2 separate regions of the Homo sapiens genome follow, and region 2 is linked to region 1. Evidence: chromatin loops called from intact Hi-C (ENCODE). Cell type or tissue: CD4-positive, alpha-beta T cell. All regions are shown on one strand. Each heading gives the region's core, and the rest is flanking DNA. Links, peaks and the distances in the headings are about the cores only.

Region 1 (8,293 bases), core at 1-8,000:
TAAGTTTAAAAAGCAAAAGTACAACATGATTATAGATTTGATTATACATCTTAAGTATACTTACAAATTTTAAACAATAACTGATGAATCTTGGGTCATTGTGGTATTTCTTCTTATCTAAAAATTCCTTCATTAAATGTTCTAGTAAAGTTATCAAGTATTCTTTATTCTCAGGAAAATTCTCTTCTACCCACTGTATGTATCTAGAAAAATATGGATAATGTTAATTTTCCATGGGGCAGTGTATAGTTTGTTTAAGGGAAATAAAATAACTAAATGCTGACCTTTCCCATTCACCAAGAGGGTCATTGCCCTTGTAGCTCTGCATGTGGGCTTCAAGCATCCTAGAAGAGAGAAAGGTATGCACATGGGATATTAGGGATAATTTCTACAAGCAAAAGATATACTTCATTTTATATATACCATTTATGTGCATTAAAACAAAAATCTTAAATATCAATCATTTTATATATACACCATTTATATGCATTAAAATGAAAATCTTAAATATCGATCCAAATAGTATTTAAAATTTTAAGAAGCATTCGCTCAGACATAGTCAGAAAACTCAGAAGCAGCCAGTGTTTTTCCATAAGTCCCAGCTCTATCCCCAAGAGTCTCCTTCTCCTCTCACGGAACCCCAATGTCACTACCACCATGAGGGGCAGTTGCCAGAAGTTTGCTCCTCCTCCTAACAAGAGGATCCAAGCATGGCACTGACTCAGACTCCTGCCCTTCCAGCAGGATCCAGGCATGGCACTGACTCAGACCTCTGCCCTTCCAGTGGGATCCAGGCATGGCACTGACTCAGACCTCTGCCCTTCCAGTGGGATCTAGGCATGGCACTGACTGAGACACCTGCCCTTCCAGTGGGATCCAGGCATGGCACTGACTCAGACACCTGCCTTTGCTTCCCAGGAGCATGGCTGAGACACGGCTGGAACGAGTCAAAGAGGGATTGTAAACGGGTGTGAGGCAGCCCAGAGTACCACAAAGTAGAGTTCCCAGACACAGTTTGTTTTCATTGCTTCAAAGTAACAAAGTCCCTGAGGAAGAGCAGATGATAACAGTGCTCAGAAATCAGCCACAGAGCTCCCAGAGAACTCTGCATCCCCCACTTCCATATACTCAACTACAGCTGAAAAAAAGCAGCCAGGCAAAGCAAAATTCCCCTTGGGGAGAGCTAGAAGGGCTAAACAAAAAGAAACATGCAAAGTAATGTCAGGTTACATTAAGTACTCAGAAGAACAAACAAAATAACATATAATAGGAGAAAGGGTGAGAATGTGATGAGTTACTATTTTTAGATAGGCTGGTCAAGGAAGCCCTGCCTCTCAGAGGCGGTGACATGTGATCAGTGCCAGACAGCCACGTAGCTATCTGAGGGGGAAATGGTCAAGGCTGAGAGAACTTCAAGAACAGAAAGCAAGCCAGTGTGGTTCAAGTGTGATGAGCAGGAAAAGGTGGGGGTGACAAGACCTAATTTGCATTTTAATGTCCCTCTGTGTGAAGGAGGTAGAGGTGAGAATCGAAGTGGGAAACCAGTCAGGAAGACTCCGAGGTTTTCTATCTGAGACACTATAAGATTTTTTTTTTTTTTGAAAAAACGATGTAAAAAGCAATATGTATTTTTATTTTTATTTTTTTAGAGATGGAATCTTGCTCTGTTGCCCACGCTGGAGTGCAACAGTGCAATCATGGCTCGCTGTAACCTCGAACTCTTGTGTTCAAGAGATCCTCCTGCCTCAGCCTCCTGAGTAGCTGAGGCTACAGGCACATGCCACCATGTCTGGCTAATTTTTTATTTTTTGCCGAGATGAGGTATCACTATATTTCGCAGGCTGGTCTTGAACTCCTGGCCTCAAGTGACTCTCTCACCTTGGTCTCCCAAAGTGTTAGAATTACAGGCATGAGCCACCATGTCCTGCCTAAAAAGCAATATTTACTTCTAGCTATCACCTCGGTATATGAATGAAATCAATGTTTCTTATGACTCAAAATCCAGAAGCCACAAAAGAAAAGCTAAATAAAGACAACTATATATAAATAAAAACTTCTCCATGGCAAATAACCAAAACAAACAAAAAAACCACAAAATAGTCAAAAGAGAAATGATAAACTGGAAAAACAATGAGCTTTTAGAAGCTGAGAAAAAAACTATTAACCTATTTTTTTTTAATGAGCAAAGGGCATAATAAATTATTTCACAGAAAAAGATACATGGCTCACAAACATGAAAAATGTTCAGTCTCTCATAACAGAAATTCACTTCGCTGAGAAACAATTCTTCACTCATCAGATTGGCAAAACTAAAAAACATGTGAAAAGATTGTGTAGGTGCAGCAATAAGAAACAGGCTCTCTGTCGCATCTTGCTTGTAGGTGGGCATGTGCTCAATTCCTGCCAAGGGAATTATCTACCAAAACTGGACTGATTTGCTTTTGATCCAACAAACCGCTTCTGCAGATCTAGAAGACACATACACATGTGTATCCGCAAAATGTTATGTACAAGATTTTTCACCGTGCCACTATTTGAAACAGATTGTCAACAACCTGTGTTGACTGCTTAGATCAATTAGGGTACATGAAGTATTACACAGCTGTAAAAAAAGAATAAGAAAGAACTTTATGTATTGGTAGAGATCTCCAGGGATATTGTTAGGCAAAAGAGCAGCGTATATATATACTGTTATATTTTATGTGTGGTAAAGGCAAAAAATGTATACAAACGTGCAGACATTTAATATATTATAATAATGTAAATATTTATATTTCCAAAAAGAAACTAGAAAAACGGTTACATGTGACAGAGTGGGACAGTAGTCAGGTACAGGAGTTCTCGGTAAATACTGTTCTAAATCTTCTTTTAGTCATATAAACGCATTGCTTATTTTTAAAACTAAAAAAAATAATAATTCTGAAGTTTGAATGTCTCTCATGTCTTATAGCAGAGGGACAAATCCCTATTTCAGAACCTTTCTTCCAAAATATGTCTAGTAGGCTCGCCCAAGGTAAACATTTCATATTCTAACACCAACCACATTTCTCTAGTAAAATGACCTAAATGCACTGTAATAGTAAAACATCCAGTTCATTAAAGCACATTAATCTTTAGTAAGTCAAAACAGGACCAGGAATATCTGCTTTACCTTTAAAAAAGGGGCGGGGGACTTCTGAAAGAAAATAATTTGCTGGCTAGGTTGAAGGTTACAGAAAAAGTCTTAGAGCAAATGGATTTTTGTTTTGACTGCATTTAACAATCTCGGTCTTCTGATCGCAAAGAACTGATAAAACGGACCAGTTTTACTTCCTGAACCTATGACTTAATTGTTTTAAATGCCTTTAAGTAACAGTCTGGGTAAATCATCTAAGTCATAAAACAAAGGCGTGGGAACTTTAAGTAAAAAGTGAGTGATGTTAGCAGGTTGGCACACATCACTCAATAATGAGCAAAGCTATTTTTTTTCAATTTTTTTTTCTTAAAGTACCCTGTATTCAAAGACTTTTAAAAAATAGCAGTGAGATTATGGATAGGAGAGCAACTTTAAATTCGTTCCCTACTGTAGTCGAATTGTTAAATACGTGACTTTGAAAACGTATCACAAAATCTAAACACAAGGTTCAGGATTTTTGTTAGGTTGAACTGTCAGGAGGGGATTCCTTACAAAGAATAAACGAGAGCTCTGAGGGCCTAACGAATTATCCAGATTGCTCCAAACGGCCACCGCGGCGCAGATGGGCGGACAAGCGCCGGGCCTCAGCGGAACCCAAGGTGCCGGAGCCCTCCCCGGCTCTCAAGCAGCCCACGGCCTTGCTGGGTGGGACACATTCCAAACCCAGGAAGGGGGCGAAGGGGGCAAAAGAAGGCAGGTCTGGGGCGGGCCGGGCCCGAACCCCAGGCGCCCCAGCCCCCTGGGCTTCCCCACCCCACCAGACGGACACTTACTGAAGGACATTTTCCGGGGTGTCCATGGCCAGAGGACGCTGGCCGGCAGCGGCCAAACCTGAACCGCAAACTAGAAGCCGCCGCCGATTCGAATACCCCGCGCAGCCGCAGTCGGCTCGCCGAACGTTTCAGGGCGCCTGCCCATTGGTGGCGGCGGCAGAAGGTTGGCCAATCACCGGGGCCGTTGCTCGGAGGTCAAGTCCCACCTCCCTCCCTTGAGCCAGTAGCTCCTCCCACTTCCCGTGGTTTTCGGTTGAACCGAAACCTGGCCGTTGGCTGAGCGAGCGCGGGGTGTTTGGGATGCGGCACGGCGAGGGGGAGCAGGCTTGGCTCGGGCGTAGGGAATTGGTTTTTTTGTTTTAGCTATCCAGGTTGTGACTGGTTTACATAATTACACGATTAAGCCATCATTGTAGGAAAGGCTTTGCAGGAGAAAAATGTCTTAACTGGAGGTCTTTGAGACAGAAAAACCCTGCCTCAGCCCTTGGGTCCTGAGAGTCGCGTTTCTTCTCCCCTTCGCTTAAATATGTAAACCAGAATCATTATGTTTGGTTCATGGAACGGAGGAAAAAAATCCGTGTGCAGGGTCGAGACTGTCGTGGCGGAAGCCGCAGCACCCGGGAGGCAGGTGGGGAGAAAAAACGGGACCTGCTGCCGGGGACCCCTCCCGCTTTCTGGCAGTTTTCTATTCAGCGTCCTCGGCTGTGAGAAAACATCCCAGATGCTGAAACCAATAGTCTTAGCCCAGAATCTCAAACGCCGTGGCAAAGAGGGAGTGACGACGGCCTGTGGAAAAACCTGAGGAGTTTTGGGCTTAGCGCCTTCATGTAGAGGGGACGTGGAGGCGGGGAGGGCGTTCTAGGGTCGGCTGCGTAATTATACGAGGCACTGGAAAGTGATGGGTTAGTGTCCTTGGAGTAGACCCCTGGGTTTTATTGAACTGATCTGAAAGGCTGGGCCCTGAGCCACACAGGGGACCTGTCAAACAGCTTCAAGCGGAAGATGGGGCTCACGGGACTGGACTCTCTCTGCAGCCAGCTGTAATTAACACAAAAGCAGAAGAGTTTGGGTAGATTATAGAATGCCAGCTTTGAACATCTTTTGGGGGACAGGGCACTCTGGGAGACCAAGTTCTTAGACACCATAAAATCAAAAATAGACACCTCTTTGTAGAGGAGTCCAGATGTCTAAAGAGGAAATATGTAATAGGCTGATGTTTCTTTTGTTTTTTGTTTGTTTGTTTTTTGAAAAGTTAAAATACTAAGTTTATAAAGTGAAAAAGTTACAGTAAGCTAAGGTTGACTTATTGGAAAAAATGTGCTTATACTATGGAATGAGACCACCACTTCTCCTGTTGTCCCTCCCAGCTTCTTCTCCACCACCTCCCCTTTTCCCTAGTTTATAAGACAGGAGAAAAGTGAGACAGCAAAAAGTTAGAAAGAAACAGAAGTAAGATAAATAGCTAGACGACCTTGGCGCCACCACCCGGCCTTGGTGGTTAAAATAATAATAATAATGTTAACCCCTGACCAAAACTACTTGTGTTATCTGTAAGTTCCAGACATTGTATGAGAAAGCGCTGTAAAACTTTTTGTTCTGTTAGCCGATGCATGTAGCCCCCAGTCACGTTCCCCACGCTTGCTCCATCTATCACAACCGTTTCACATGGACCCCCCCCTTCAAGTTGTAAGCCCTTAAAAGGGCTAGGAATTTCTTTTTTGGGGAGCTCGGCTTTTAAGATGCGAGTCTGCCAACGCTCTCGGCCGAATAAACTTCTTCCTTCTTTAATCCAGTGTCAGGAGTTTTGTCTGCGGCTCGTCCTGCTACAATATGTATATCAAGGGTTTCTTGTTGGTGTCTGACACAGACACAGAACCACTGATGCCCAAGCCAGTGCTCTCTACACACAGAAGCCTCCAACCTCATCTTGAGAAACGGGGCCATGAGGCCACCCCAGACACCGAGGGCTCCATGGAGGCTGGGGGGTCCGTGGGACTGGGCACATCCCAGCGGGTCTTGGATCCTGGCCTTTCCCCTTCTTGATGCCAGGACCTACTGAGTGCTCGCAGGTGTGCAATGCTGGGCTGCGGGTGCTGCTTGTGTGGCAAGAAGCCTCGGGGTGCCTCCCTCCTTCTCACACCTTTCCCAGGAGGCATGAAACGGGGATTCATGATCAACCCCGGTGGCTGCTCATGTTGAACTGGTGAAGCTCCCTCCCTGTTGTCTTCTGGGGACATGGAGGGCAGGGCTGGATCCCCTCAAATGAGCTTAAGTGGCACTGCGGACAAGAACGCGCTGCATGGCCCTCGGAATCCTGCATGTGGTAGCCTGACCGGCACCTCAGCCCCTCCCTCATTAAAGCAGCCTATGGAGGGCTCAGCCCAGTGGGCTCAGGGGCTGCTATGGAGAGGGTGTCTGTTCCCTGGAGGATATTCTCAGGGCTCCTTCACTTGCCCTTAGAGATTTCCACCATGAAATACAAAGGCCACAACAGATCAGGTCAGGCTCTTCAGCATCCTAATCCTCCTTGAGCTCGCTAGGTTTTATTTCTTCTGCCTCTTCAGGGTTTGTGTCTATTGCTTTTTGCGCAGGTGCCGGGAGAGGACTTGTTGGCATATGCTGACGGTCGTCTGCACACTTGGGCTCTTCCATATCTGCTCCAGAAGCTGGAGCGTCTCCGGCACTTGCAGAGTCTTTGTCATTCTGGGTTTCAGAAAAGTTGTTGTCCTCAGAGCTTCCATTCTCCTGGTCTGCCCAGGTGGCCTTCGAATGCTGGGGAGCATCCTCAGCTGAGCCTTTGTTGCTGTCTTCCAGGGGCTCCTCTGTCGCTGATGTTTCTTAAGAGTGAGCTGGGAAAGAGTTAGCCTAGTCTTCTCTGCCCCCTGGTCTTTAATAACTTTTTACTCCACATCTCAAAAGTGTTTCAAGAGCCACTTGACGATACAGAATAAAGAGCTGTTCACGCTAGAAGGAGGTTGGGTGGATGTTTCTGCTTCCTTGGCCTCTTGAGTTAAACACCTAAAAAAATAAGGCTGGGCACGGTGGCTCACGCCTGTAATTCCAGCACTTGGGGAGGCCGAGGTGGACAGATCACCTGAGGCTAGGAGTTGGAGGCCAGCCTGGCCAACATAGTGAAACCCCGTCTCTACTAAAAATACAAAAATTAGCCAGGTCCTGTCTCTACTAAAAAACACAAAAATTAGCTGGGTGTGGTGGTGCGCGCCTGTAATCCCAGCTATTCTGGAGGCTGAGGCAGGAGAATCGCTTGAACCCAGGGAGGCAGAGGTTACAGTGAGCTGAGATCGTGCCACTGCACTCCAGCGACAGAGAGGGAGTCCCTCCCAAAAAAAGAAAAAAGACATGCGCGGTGGCTCACGCCTGTAATCCCAGCACTTTGGGAGGCTGAGGCGGGTGGGTCAAGAGGTCAGGAGTTTGAGGCCAGCCTGACCAACATAGTGAAACCCCGTCTCTACTAAAAATACAAAAAATAGCCGGGCGTGGTGGCACGCGCCTATAATCCCAGCTACTCAGGAGGCTGAGGCAGGAGAATCACTTGAACCCGGGAGGCAGAGGTTGCAGTGCGCCGATCGCAACACTTCACTCCAGCCTGAGCGACAGAGCGAGATTCTGTCAGAAAGAGAGAGAGAGAGAGAGAGAGAGAGAAAGAAAGAAAGAAAGAAAGAAAGAAAGAAAGAAAGAAAGAAAAGGAAGAAAGAAAGAAAGAGAAAGAGAGAAAAAAGAAAAACAAAAAACCAAAAACCTAAACAAAAATTTAGCTTGTGGAAATCCCGACGCTCACTGAGTGCGGAAATTTCTTCCAGTGTGTTGATGGCTTTGAATCTACCTGAGTCTCCAATTTGTGGGGTTTATTACTCAAAGGGTAATAAACTCTGAGGTCTTTAGATAAGCGCTGGATTCCGCTAACCATCACAGGAACTAGGACACTTTTGGTTCCATCAACTCAAGTTTTCATCTGCTTCTGATAGTGGCTCAATCAGTAATCAACAGGAAATGTTGATGGAGAAGCCATCACGAGCTAGGTGCAAATTATAACCTTGTCTAACTCAAACAGAGCCTGTCCTGAAGGGGTTAGTGATTTAGTCTGGGAAATGAGGACACAGAAATAAAGAATTGTTTAAAGGTGGTATATATGTATATTAAGAGCCAAATGAGTTCAGACTGTATCTGCTAGGCCAGCAGTCCCCAGCCTATTTGACACCAGGGACAGGTTTCATGGAAGACAATTTTTCATGGTGGGGTGGGGGTGGGGGCAAGGGGTTGGGGTGGGCAGTGGGTGGGATGGTTTCAGGATGAAAATGTTCCATCTCAGATCATCAGGCATTAG
Region 2 (8,333 bases), core at 153-8,152, 72 kb after region 1:
TCATGTAGTTTGGGCAGAGGGAGTGGGTGTCTGCAAGGGAAAATGGGTGATGTAGCTCGGGGAAGGGACAGCAGATGCTTTCCCTTAGTCTCTGGACCATTCTAGTGATTGAAGTAATGTCACAGAAGAGAGCCCGGGAAGCCACAGGTCAGGCATTTCTGCCTTAAATGGGAAGTTAGTGGGGGTTCTACTACCTTCCTTTTCTGTGACTTTGATCTGAAGATCAGCAATATTTTTGTTTTTCTGGGTAGACGCTTGCCGACTGATTCCAAATGAAAATATTACCCGTGCAAGGAACCAATGTCTGACTAAAGAGATGAAGTGTCATCAATACCCATTCCTCACTGCTTCTGAAAGTGGCTGCAATTCTGAGGAAACCTGGACTGGTTTTCTAGCTAAAGTCATTCTTACTGTGTCTTGAGAGTGCAGAACTTTGATCTGCACCATAGTCAGGGAAAGCAGCCACCTCTGCCCCTTTCTTTTCCTGCAAGGGGACTGGAGAGTCTCCTGTCACCTCCTGTTAGTGTGTATCATTTTTATTTTTCTTTACCCTGTTGCACTGAGTGTTGATAGTATCTCTTCTCTTTAAGTCTCTTCTCTGTATCCTCTACCTTACAACGTCAAGGCTGGCAAGATTTATACTCTGTTCTCACTCTACAAGTAAAGCTTTGCCCATGGGTTGAGACCAGGAGTTGAGAATGGTGCTTACCCAGATTACAGCTGTAGACAGATGTTGACTGCAGAGCTGAGCAGGGGACTCCGATTGCCGTCCTTCTCTTCATAACAATGCCTTTACGGAACATATGCAAACCTCTGTTTTTTTTCAACAGTGTCTATGGGCTTATTGTGAATGCTGCAGAAATCACTGAGACCCCCAGATCCCTGGCTGTTCTCTCTGCCCCTCCTGATAGCCATGGGAGAATATTGACTCAACCTTTCCTTTGTCCCTAAGTGATCTCAGACCCCAAGATCCAACTACAATTCAGATTGTAGTTGGCCCTTGAGGGAATCGCCATGTCCACCTTCCTACTTCCCATTTACTTGTAAATGGACAAGTAAGTGCATGAGTGGCTCCCAGATTCCAGCATGGGACCCGGCTCCTGGGCATGTTGCCTGCCTCCATGAGGGGGCTTCCTCCACATGTACGTCGAATGGATTTGTTGTTGAAGACGATGAGTTTGCACCGTAGACGCCTGCAGAATTGGTGCACAGTCACGCTCCACCATGAAGGAAATAATGTATACAGTGGTCTCTTTCCAAGACAAAGTGCCTTAAATTGACTTAGGTCAGCGAACTACCGAAGAAACAGGATATACTAGGCCCCTGCTTAAATAGCGGATGCCTGCTTGTCGGCCTCCCCCTTTCCCCCTCTTCTCCCCCCGCCCTTTAGTTGCCTTCACCTGAACCAAAAAAGTTTAGTCTAAGATGAAAGCTTACTAGTCTCCAAAATAGCTCACTTTATCTGTTCTTATCAGCCTGCCCAGCTACTTAGGTCATAAGTCAAATGTACTTGAAGAGCCCTGAGCTAACTAGGATTGCAATGTACTGTGGGCTGAAATAAAATGCAGCAAAAGAACCCTAAAAAAGACATCTAAAGCCCCTACCCAACAATCAGTTGGTGACATCCAGGAAGATTGTGACCCCATAGTACTCAACCTATGAGGAACTGGGGGAGGGACCTGCACACTAGGGGATGAATTGCTTGTTGAAACTGTGCTGGGTCTGCCTGCCTATCAGACGCCTGATCTTACAAGACTGTCATTAAAAGTCTCACTTTGGCTGTTTTCTGGGTCTCTGAGTCCATTCTTTGGGTTTGGATGGGTGAGTTTGTTTCTAACAACTAGAGACATCCTTTGGGTGACCAATTGCATCATATTTAAACGACAGCCAGAAACAAGGAGCCTGCAAGCCAGCAGACTCAGCCATCCCATGGGCAGAGTGCAGCCTCAGGAGGGAGTCAGGCCTGGTTATATCCATTGGCCACAGGACTGGGTGCATCCTCTGGTGTGTTTAACAGCTGGGGCTGCACACCCACTTTTGTTTTCTCAGCTAGCCTCTCGTGTGCCATTCTAGCCACAGTGTCTCCTAAATTCACACTATAAAAATAACCGTCCTCGTTTCAAGCAACAAATTTCATTTCTAAGCTGATCACTTTCCTGGAGGTTGGGACCCTGTGATGACCTGAGTCAATCAGACGTGCCCTGGGGCTGGGCAGTGGAGTGACCTACCTCAGAATCCTGGCAGGGGAGGAAGAGCCACCAGCAGTGTCTGCCAAAACCGACATACCTTTACCTAGTGAAGAAATGTTTTTGTGTTTTTTTTATGGCTTGTGTTGTTGTCTTAGGAGGTTATATCTGTTTGCATCTCTGCTCATGTGGTCCTGTTTCTCCCTTTACTTCCTGTCTGCTCCCTTCCAGCCCTTTCTACCTTACCACCTCCTCCCCATTCTCTCCTCCTGGGGGCCTCCTCTCTCTGCCCACATATGCCCCTCTTATTGGCATCTGCAGAGGAATATGGTTCTCACTCTGTCTTCTTGCCACCCCTGCAGCTCATCCTGACAGTAAGTACAGGTAGTTGCTGCACTAAAGGTTTTCTTCTGCAGAAAACAACCATGCCATCCATCCCCTGTGAGGCGGCAGAGCCCTGGCCACGTGGGGCTTAGTGATAATGTGAAAAATTTCTCTCCCTGTCTTGGTGGGACACTCCTGCTCCTCTGTCTTCTATGCTAGAGTCTGAGCTCTCTGAGGAGAGGAATGGGCCAAGGTATCTTGGATTCTTCCTACTTAGCGTGGTGCAGGTGCCTAATGAAAACTTAAGTAAGGAGGCAAGGAAACAAGGAAAGATGGGAGAAAGGAAGGCTGGAGAGGGAGTGTCCCTTTTCCTCACTGCACTCCGTGGAGTGCCCAGGATGCAGGGGGGTGGATTGGAAGTGCCTATCAGGCTTTATCTCTGGTGCAGGGGATCTTTTCTTCCTCTGCCTCCCTTTTTCTATCTCCTGAGTCTTTCTTCCCTGCTACCTTTGTAGACTTTGCCAATTAGCAGCTGTACATTTCCCCGGCTGAGTGACTTCACAACTGAAATTAAACCACAGTACTTAGAAAGCCCTGTCTTCGCATTTTCTCAGTCTCCCTTGCTGGTTCAGAGCTTGCAGTGTTTGCCAGTTACCACAAGATGATTAAACAGTTTCTGTTTCCATTCACCATCAATTCATCAGGCTGTGCAGGTGGCTCCTGGGAGTGGGGTGAATGCTTTGGCGGTAGGAGGTTGAGCTGTGGGTGCAGCTGCGGTGTTTATGCAGCTGTGGTGTTTACTAGAAGGCAGATGGTTTCTTTGCTCTCCGCCTTTGGGGATTTGTTCTTCATGCCCACCTGTCATTTGTGTGACTGCTTGGCCGTGGTTTCACCTTGTTGGTGTTGGACATAAAGCATTTTTTATTCTTGCCGTTTTCAACAAGAAGAGAATGCTGTAGGGAATTATCACAGGCTGAATCGGAGGTGTTTCTGGAAGCAAACTTGCAAAAGGGACCAGGAAAAAGGGGCAGGTTATTAAAGCAGGAGCATGCTGTGAAAGCAGCTTGATTTTGAAGTTCGTGTTGATGCTTAATTCCAGAATGTCTGTGCTACCTGGAATCATTCTGTGGTCGAAGGGTGGACACCTAGGGTGTCCCTGGTCATGATGGCATTCAAATTTGGTATCTGAAGATGTGTTTTCCACTAGATCAAAATTGATTTTTGATTTAGATTTTGAGAAAACCATGCACAAAGACTGTTTTTAAAAATGTTTCAGCTTTTTGTTTTCATTTTTAATGCACAAAGGTCATTTTGTTGTTTGTGTTGCCTTGGCTATTCCTTCTTTTTAAAATAAACTTTTTATTTTGCAATAATTTTCAGTGTATAGAAAAGTTACAAAGCATAGTACAGAGATTTGCCATATATCCTCCCCTGTTGTTAACATCTTACACAACCATAGCACATTTGTCAAAACGAAGACAGCAGCATTGACAGGCCGGACAGGGTGGCTCACGCCTGTAATCTCAGCACTTTGGGAGGCTGAGGCCGGTGGATCACTGGAGGTCAGGAGTTCGAGAGCAGCTTGGCCAACATGGCGAAACCCTGTCTCTACTAAAAATACAAAAACATTAGCTGGGCACGGTGGCGGGCACTTGTCATCCCAGCTAATCTGGAGGCTGAGGCAAGAGGATAATTTGAACTAGGGAGGTGGAGGTTGCAGTGAGCCGAGATCGCGCCACTGCACTCCAGCCTGGGTGACAGAGGGAGACTGCATCTCAGAAAAACAAAGCAGCATCTATTAAACTCTAGACTTGGTTTGTATTTCTTTAGTTTTCCCACTGGTGGTCGATTTCTGCTCCAGGGTCCTATCCAGGATGCCACACTGTGTTTTGCTGTCACACGTCCTCAGGGTCCCCTGGTCTGTGACAGTTCCTCTGTCTTTCATGCTTTCCATGACCTGGCTGTTTTGAAGAGTACTGGTCAGGTGTTTGTCAAATGTCTCTCAATTTGGGTTTGTCTGTGTTTTCCGTATGACTAGACTGGAATTATGGGTGTTGGGAAGAATATCCTGAGCATCACATCGTATTAGTGAGTACATTCCATCGACATGGCTTATCCCTGGTGATGTTTGTAGTGCTTGTCAGGTTTCTCCACTGTACAGTTACCTTTTCCTTCTCTGGAAACTAGTCATTCAATCTGTCCAACATTCAAGTTGGGTGAGTGGGTAGGTGGGGCTAGTTAAGCTCCATTTTCTGGAGGAGAGAGTATCTACACAAATTATTTCTTATAGGAGGTTGATCTCTTTCCCCCATGTATTTATTTATTAAATCATTTACTTATATCAGTATAGACTAACATGTTTATTTTATATTTTGGGTTACAATCTAACAGCACATTTTTGTTGCTCAAATTGTTCCAGCTTTGGCCATTGGGAGTTTCGGGCTCATCTTATATTTTCCCTGCCCCTGTCCTAGAATCAGCCATTTATCCAAGGAGCCCTAGTTTCTTTTATTTGAGAACGGTATTTAGAAACCAACTTTTGTGCACAAAGTTCTTACTTAAGAAAACAATGGCCCTACCATAATTCCATTTCTGATCATCTACTTTTTTCCACTACTATATATATACATATATATACATTACATATTATACATATTATATATAAACATATACATATTATATATAAACAAATACACATATATTTGTGTGTGTATGTGTATGGGTGTGTGTGTGTATATATATATATATGTATAATTTTTTTTTTGAGACAGGATCTTGCTCTGTTGCTCAGGCTGGAGTGCAGTGGCACAATCCTGGCTCAGTGCAGCCTTGACCTTCCAGGCTCAAGTGGTCCTCCCACTGCAACCTCCTGAGTAGCTGAGACTACAGGTGCCCCACTAATTTTTGTATTTTTTGTAGAGATGGGGCTTCGCCATGTTGCCCAGGCTGATCTTGAACTCCTCAGCTCAAACGATTCGCCTGCCTTGGCCTCCCAAAGTTCTGGGATTACAAGTGTGAGCCACCATGCCTGGCCCCAACACTTTATATTTAAAAATTTAGACATGCGGCTGGGCGCGGTGGCTCACGCCTGTAATCCCAGCACTTTGGGAGGCCGAGGCAGGCGGATCATGAGGTCAGGAGATTGAGACCATCCTGGCTAACATGGTGAAACCCCATCTCTACTAAAAAAATACAAAAAAATTAGCCAGGCATTGTAGCGGGTGCCTGTAGTCCCAGCTACTTGGGAGGCTGAGGCAGGAGAATGGCGTGAACCTGGGAGGCGGAGCTTGCAGTGAGCCGAGATCGTGCCACTGCACTCCAGCCTGGGCGAGAGCGAGACTCCGTCTCAAAAAAAAAAAAAAAAAAAAAAAAATTTAGACATGCACAAAAATGGGAAGACCTTGACATTGAGGATCTTTATATCCACTACCTAGATTCTGGCATTAACATGCTACTATACTTGCTTTATCACGTATTTGCCCATCTATTGATCTCTCTATTCACCATATCCCATTTTTGGGTTTTTGGGTGCATTTCAAAATTACTAACATAAATATTCTTCCCCCTAAATAACTCAGTGTGCATACTGCTAAGAAGACTTCAATACATGCCAGATCTTTTTCATTTGCTGTAGAACTTCATACAATGAAATGCAAAAATCTTAAGTGTACATTCTCAGGGCTTTGCCAAATATATACACCTATGTAACCCAACCCCTATCAAAATACATAGAACATTATCATCGCCCCAAAAAGTTCTCTTATACCCTTGCCAGTCAACCCTTGCCTCCACCCTCCTGGAGGTAACCACGGTTGTGTGTGTTTTTCACCCCAGTATTGGTTAGTTTTGTCTGTTTTAGAACTTATTATCAGAATCACACAATTTGTTGACTCAACATATTTTAGTGGTATATTAATTCAATTTAATCTTGTATAACGATGAAAATGAATGAACCACAACTACAACAGATACTAAAGATGACTCTTAATTAGCCATTGCTAAGTGAAAGAAGCCAGACACAAAAGAATACATAGTAGATAATCCCATTTCTTTTCTTTCTTTCTTTCTTCTTCTTTTTTTTTTTTTTTTCCAGATGGAGTCTTGCTCTGTCTCGCCCAGGCTGGAGTGCAATGGCACGATCTTGGCTCACTTCAGCCTCTGCCTCCTGGGTTCAAGCAAGTCTCCCTAGCTGGGACTACAGGCATGTGCCACCACACCTGGCTAATTTTGTATTTTTAGTAGAGACAGGGTTTCACCATATTGGCCAGGCTGGTCTTGAACTCATGACCTCAGGTTATCCATCTGCCTTGGCCTCTCAAAGTGCTGGGATTACAGATGTGAGCCACCGCACCTGGCCTATTTCTTTAATATTCAAAATACAAAAAATACGTTGGGCATGTTGGTGTACTTATAGTCCCAACTACTTGGGAGGCTGAGGAAGGAGGATCGCTTGAGGCCTGGAGTTCAAGACAAGCCTGGGCAACATAATGAGACCCTGTCTCAAAATAAATAAATAAAAGAAGTAAAAAATAATTTATGAAGTTATAAGGCAGGATAGCAGCTAGCACTTTCGGAGAGAGAAAGTAGTGATTGAGGGGGATCTTGTATGCTGGTCCTGGAATGTGATTTTCCTTGGCTTGGGTGTGGATTACACAGTTGAAGTTACTTTGCGATAATTCACTGGGCTGTACATTTACGACTCATGCCTCTGTTCTTGTTGCATTGTATGTTGCTACAGTGCTTTAAAAATAAGATACTTGTCATGTCCGTCAATTTTGTGTGTGTGCATGACACTACTGTGTGTATTAGCTATCTACTGATATGTAACAAATTACTCCAAAATTTAGCAGCTTAAACCCCAATATATATTGTCTCACGCAGTGTCTGTGGGTCAGGAATTTCAGTGTCTTAATTGGGTGGCGCTGGGTCAGGCTCTCCCATAAGGTTGCATTTAGGATGTTGGCCCTGGCTTGACTGGGGCTGGAAGAGCCACTTCTACAATGGCTCATTGATATAGTTTGGATGTTTTTCCCTTCCAAATCTCATGCCTGATGTTGGAGGTGGGACCTAGTGGGAGGTGTTTGGGTCATGGGGGCAAATTCTTCATGAATGGCTTGGTGCTGACCTCCTGCTGGTGGTGAGTTCTCACTCTATTAGTTCACTTGAGAGCTGGTTGTTTAAATGACTCTGGCACCTCCTCCTCTCTTTCTTACCCCCTCTCTTGCCATGTGACACACCTGCTCCCCTTTTGCCTTCTACTTCTACCATGAGTAGAAGTAGAAACCCTCACTGAGGCCTCATCAGAAGCCGAGCAAATGCTGATGCCATGCTTGTACAGCCTGCAGAATTGTGAGCCAAATAAACCTCTTTTATTTATAAATTACCCAGTCTCAGATGTTCCTCTATAGCAATGCAAAGTGGACTAATACACTCATTGACAGGGCTATTGGAATGAGACCTCAGTTCCTCTCCAGGTGGACTATTTATAAGGCTACTTGAGTGTCCTCACATCTTGGCAACTGGTTTCCTCCAGAGCAAGTGACCCACAAGAGCACAGTACAATGTTTCCTAGGTTAATATATGTCATTTATTGTGTATCAGCAGTATGTTCCTTTTTATTGCTAAGTAGCATTCCATCCTCTGAATAGATCATAGTTTACCAATTCTATTGATGGACACCAGGGCTGTTTCTAGTTTGGAGCTATTATGAATAAAGCTGATAAGAACATTCTTCTATGACAATTTGTGTGGGCATGTAATTTTATTTCTCTTGGATAAATACCTAGGAATGTAATTGTCAGGTCATGGGATAGGTATCTGTTT

Evidence for each region. Hi-C counts contacts between places; a loop is a spot of excess contacts. Peaks named below come from ENCODE experiments on the same cell type or tissue, not always from the same donor. Only the 100,000 strongest peaks of a DNase experiment are listed, where the experiment ranks them.
Region 2: it touches region 1 in a loop (3-fold over the local background); 28 of 110 quality-filtered maps call a loop at or near these places.

What each region holds. Positions count from the first base shown.
Region 1 is chr2:110,674,022-110,682,314 of GRCh38, forward strand. BUB1 (BUB1 mitotic checkpoint serine/threonine kinase) reads right to left here and starts at 4,042. Exons shown (of 25, transcript NM_004336.5): 1 at 3,949-4,042; 2 at 285-344; 3 at 65-203. The coding sequence starts at 3,974. It overlaps LOC105373554 (a long non-coding RNA gene), which reads left to right and starts at 4,191. Exons shown (of 2, transcript XR_923189.4): 1 at 4,191-4,576. RefSeq lists enhancers at 1,007-1,226, 3,298-4,218, 4,219-5,139, 4,652-4,711, 4,972-5,061 and a silencer at 3,742-4,141. In CD4-positive, alpha-beta T cell, for the core only: no CTCF peak of the experiment used is centred there; DNase peaks (open chromatin) are centred at 1,410 and 4,150; H3K4me3 peaks cover 1,891 bases; H3K27ac peaks cover 817 bases.
Region 2 is chr2:110,745,441-110,753,773 of GRCh38, forward strand. All of the region lies in intron 1 of ACOXL (acyl-CoA oxidase like), which reads left to right. Among named protein-coding and RNA genes, the nearest start is that of ACOXL, 17 kb to the left of the region's middle. RefSeq lists enhancers at 3,045-3,304, 7,320-7,821. In CD4-positive, alpha-beta T cell, for the core only: no CTCF peak of the experiment used is centred there; a DNase peak (open chromatin) is centred at 3,231; H3K4me3 peaks cover 687 bases; H3K27me3 peaks cover 309 bases.